Regions from separate parts of the Homo sapiens genome. Here region 2 is linked to region 1. A link is an interaction called in ENCODE POLR2A ChIA-PET data of the cell type or tissue named here. Cell type or tissue: B cell. All regions are shown on one strand.

Region 1 (2,500 bases):
GCCTCGGGGATGTGGAGCACAGGGGTCCCACCGCCGCCACTGCTGCTCCCACAACCCCTCCTGCCGCCACCGCCCACACCTCCCGGCTGCAGCAGGCTTGATGGCAGCAGCTACTCCGGACGGTCCACACTGCCATCACTGGAAACAGGTTGTGCCCAGTTAGCGGTTAATTTATTCTACTTGGCTGACGTCTGAAAGAATTAATGCAGCTAATCTTTCCAAGTGATCATCAGTCTTTAGGAGTCCATAGAGTACCCTACTGGTCATCCGAAGGAAGTCCTGTTAGTTTAGAAGGACAGGTCTACATACGAACCACAGCATATCCATAAATTAAGCCGTGTCTTGAAGTGGATGTGAATGATAATCGTTGGCCTTTTTTTGTGACACGTAGAAGCAGACTACATGTGGTATTTATTGACTTATACAATGTTTCCGTCATGTTTACAAAATGCTGTGTGCTGTGGGGGACATATCGTTACCTTTCTTTAAGGTGAAAGCTGTGGGAGTCTAACAGGAAACAGAAATCTCAGTGTCAGTCACTTACTATGCAAAGCATTTGGCATACATTTCTTTTTTTTCTTTTTTTTTTCTTGAAACGGTGTCTCGCTCTGTCGCCCAGGCTGGAGGGCAGTGGCGCGATCTCGGCTCACTGCAAGCTCCGCCTCCCGGGTTCACGCCATTATCCTGCCTCAGCCTCTCAAGTAGCTGGGACTACGGGCGCCCGCCTCCACGCCCGGCTAATTTTTTTGTACTTTTTTTTTCAGTAGAGACGGGGTTTCACCGTGTTAGCCAGGATGGTCTCGATCTCCTGACGTCGTGATCCGCCCACCTCGGCCTCCCAAAGTGCTGGGATTACAGGCGTGAGCCAGCGCGCCTGGCCCAGATTAAATGCGGGCTGGGCGCGGTGGCTCACGCCTGTAATCCCAGCACTTTGGGAGGCCGAGGTGGGCGGATCACTTGATGTCAGGAGTTCGAGACCAGCCTGGCCAACATGGTGAAAACCCGTCTCTACTAAAAACACAAGTTAGCCGAGTGTGGTGGCAGGCATTTGTAATACCAGCTACTCAGAAGACTGAGGCAGAAGAATATCTTGAACCTAGGAAGCAGAGGTTGCAGTGAGCTGAGATCCTGCCAGTACACTCCAGCTTGGGTGACAGAGCGAGACTCCGTCTCAAAAAAAAAAAAAAAAAAAAAAAGAGAAGAAAGAAAGAAAAAGAAACACTCATACCTCATTAATGAGAAATAGAAATCTGTAAGGAGGAGGGGGATACCCCGGCTGAATTCCTAGGCCACAGTAAACCACCATTGCAAAATAAAATCTTACCTCATTTTTGATTTTAAATGAGACTGAGGTCACTGGTAAATTTTTGAATACTAACTCGTCACCTAAAAAGGGGAGTTTGATTAGCAAATAGTTAAGCACTTCAGTAATGATATTGAGACTTAATTTCACTGAACATGTTTCCCCCTTTTCTCTTTCTGGGTGTGACTAAATTGCCTACAGCATGCTGCATGGTTGCTGGTAAAACAGGAAATGGGGTAAGTAATTTAGGTAGGGAATTTTTACTACCATTCAAATACAAGCTACCTGGTTCTTAAAGCACTTTTACTACTACAATCTCTATTTTTATAGTGCATTCACTAGCTACTAGAGAAATTAGCACAAAGAACCAATTTTTATTCTATACATTTAGGGTATCAATCTTGTTTCATTAGTTTATTTGCATAGCATATTAGTAGTTTATTAAAGCAGGTTCATTTTTTGTGTGTTTTAATATGAATGTAAATACATGTTTTATATGCATTAGGCACTTATGTAATGTAGTTTGGGCAGTTATTTTTTAAAAATAAATTTTATTTATTATTATTATTTTTTTTTTTTGAGGTGGAGTCTTGTTCTGTCACCCAGGCTGGAGTGCAGTGGTGTGATCTCAGCTCACTGCAACCTCCACCTCGCTGGTTCAAGCGATTCTCCTGCCTCAGCCTCCCAAGTAACTGGGATTACAGGAGCCTGCCACCATGCCTGGCTAATTTTTGTATTTTTAGTAGAGATGGGGTTTCACCATGTTGTCCAGGCTGGTCTTGAACTCCTGATCTCAGGTGATTCACCCGCCTCGGCCTCCCAAAGTGGTGGGATTACAGGCACGAGCCACAGCATGCAGCCTAAAAATAAATTTTATATTGGTCTTAGAAACTAAACTATAAAACTATGTCATAAAAGATAAAAAGTAAATAACTGGTGGAACAACAGTGAGTTTACACATAGGTAAGACATAGAAAACATAGATTCACAATCCTTTATCTGAAACACTTGGAGGCCAAAAGTGTTTTGAAATATAAAATTTTTGGATTTTTAAAATGTGATATGATGTTAGAGATCATGTATATCATTTCCGTCCCCTCCCCCGCCCAGGCTCTGGGGTGGTACTACATAATCAAACATATTAATATTTCTGCAACAAAACATATGAATATTCATAGTAAGTTTGATAAAGTCTCT
Region 2 (2,500 bases), 510 kb after region 1:
TAGAACAAACCTGATGCCCATTCCACTTGGCGGCATTAACCTGCTGCCCCTGGCTTCCAGAGCTCATAGCACTTCCCTGTGGCCACTCTGCTGTGTGCCAGTCACCCCTGCTCTTTAACTAGAGCCTCCTTTTGGCCTGGGTTAAGGCCTGGACTGGGACCTTCCTCTGGAAGCCGTTCGGGGTGTGTAATGTGGTTAGTCATTACCCTCAGTAATTAATCACCCCTGGTAGTAATGAAAACTCACATTCACATTCGACCTGATAGTTTACAGAGGGCTTTTATATACTTCTGTCATTTGAACTTCCCAACAATTCTTACAGGTACTGTTTTTATGCTCATTTTACAGATAGGAATTCCAAGACTCAGAGAAATCAAATGACTATCCCAGAGTTACAATCTAGTGGATAATAGAGCTAGGCCTCCAGTCTCAGACCTCCTTGTTCTTCTGAATCTTGAGGCTTAGATCACATGACTTTTTCACATTGGTGACATACTAGAAATGGGGGTCATTCCTTCCCATAAAGTAAAATGAAATAAAATAAAAGCCAGTAGGTGGGCTAATAGCTGATTTTAACCCTTTTGATGTCTCAAGTTCCTATGCTTAGGGGCCAGGTGTCAGTTTATTGCTCTAAATCAAAACAATCCCCGTAAATGCCCAATGAGGCTCTCAAATTGAGAAGTTGATTTTCATCAGAGTAAATGAAGAATATTATTATATTTTACACATCAATAAATCAATGTAGCCCTAATTTTGCCACACAGGAAATCAATTCCAGTCTTTCTAAATCATCAAAGATGTTATGAACAAAGTAATTTCACAAATTATGGCAAGTAACACATTTATTGATGACTGCAGTTTAGGAATTTAGAATCTGTGAGCACTGTAATATAATATGGTACACCGGCATGAGCTGAGTGAAATACAGATTATATGGTGAAATTGTAATGCATCATTTGCTATTAGTGGACTGGTAATAATTACCAGTTTCAAAGCAGCTCTCTCCATGTAATCTTTAGTCTCAATCGTAACAGCCCTTCTCATTGACATTATGATTACACTAGCTGCCCTCATGATCTAGAATATCTAGTTGATGGGAATACTAAAATGCGATAGTGAAAACTGTATGTTGTATGCTCATTATAAGATAAAATGCCATTTTCTCTGACCTGATGTATGAGAGAGAGGGGAGGATAACATCACAGTGTTAACATACTGTAGCATGATCACATAACTGGCTCTGAAAAAAAGTTTAGGATGCTCAGGGCAGCAAAATAAAATGGACTTTTCTCATTTAAGCCTTTTTGAAAGGATACAAATGAGATCCTTGATGTAGTGCTGTATGCCACAGATTTTGGCATTTATCAATGACTACAATTCATGGCACATGTGAAACCAGCACCACTAATTATGAGTCTAGTCCTGGATTTCAATCGATGTTTTATAAGGTAAAATATAATTTTAAGGCATTTGGAGTGATGAACGTGTTAAGGACTTGGATTATCAGACAAATCTTTTTACTTGCCCAACTCAGATCGTCAGGCTAAATAGGAATGATAGTCACCCAGAGATCTAGGGAGGACAAGGAGGAAGCCACAGAGGATCATGTAGTTGGAACCAGATAGTTTTTTTTCCAGCCTATTTGGGACCCAAGTTATTGTTCAACAACAACAAAAAATTTATAAAAATGTTCTCAATGAAGCTTTTTATTTCCCTTTGAAGAGAGGAGGCAAACAAAAATAGGCAGATAATGTGATACTAATGTCAGCGTTTTCTTTCAAAATCTTTCTGCCTTTTTTCCCCCTTCCACATTAGACAAATGTTTGAAACCTAATTTTGGTATCTTACCATCTAATCTTGTTTAAGAGATTTACCCAGGAGTGAGATATATTGAGTGGGATTATAAATGCGTTGTAAAGTAAATTACAAGGTCAGGGCAGGAGTCCATTATTTAGACAAGTGCTTGAGCGAGGCTGGCTTATTTTGGAATACCAGTGTTTGGGGGCTCCTGAGAAGACCCTGCCGGCTTTTCTTTCTGACTTGCTAAATGGAGGCATCATATAATTGATTAATTCCTCATTCTCACTCTTAACCTCCCTGGTAGATTTTTTTTTTTTTTCCTTCTTAGAAAGTTACTGACAAATACTAGCTGTGGCCTTAAAGAACTCTTGCAGCCCTTCTTTTAAAAGAAGGAGAAAAGTTTGTTATTTCTCAGTTATATTTTAAGGCTTTTTTTTTCAGAATCTCTGGGAAGTTTTGTTTTTCTCATCCTCGTCCTTTGGCTACCATTACTTCTGCCCTTTTTAATGTTGCAGTTGACTAGTAAACTGTTGGTCAGTTATTCCATATATATATATATTTAATGTAGCTATCTCCCCATATATATTTAATTTAGCCATCTCCCCAAATGAAATATTTTGTGAAGTCAAGCTGGCCCTTCTTTGCCAAAGTGGCATTTACCACTCTTGGGTTCTTTTCAGCAAGGGAAATAATGTGACTT

Evidence for each region. Peaks named below come from ENCODE experiments on the same cell type or tissue, not always from the same donor. Only the 100,000 strongest peaks of a DNase experiment are listed, where the experiment ranks them.
Region 2: POLR2A ChIA-PET joins it to region 1 with 5 read pairs; 1 of 35 experiments calls an interaction of 5 or more read pairs at or near these places.

Annotation. Positions count from the first base shown.
Region 1 is chr2:60,970,562-60,973,061 of GRCh38, reverse strand. PUS10 (pseudouridine synthase 10) reads left to right here. Exons shown (of 18, transcript NM_144709.4): 5 at 1,505-1,539. Among named protein-coding and RNA genes, the nearest start is that of PEX13, 46 kb to the left of the region's middle. In B cell, no CTCF peak of the experiment used is centred here; DNase peaks (open chromatin) are centred at 541 and 1,361; H3K4me3 peaks cover 1,683 bases; H3K27ac peaks cover 2,459 bases.
Region 2 is chr2:60,463,542-60,466,041 of GRCh38, reverse strand. The region is part of intron 3 of BCL11A (BCL11 transcription factor A); the gene reads left to right. Among named protein-coding and RNA genes, the nearest start is that of MIR4432HG, 73 kb to the right of the region's middle. In B cell, no CTCF peak of the experiment used is centred here; no DNase peak of the experiment used is centred here; H3K27ac peaks cover 2,500 bases.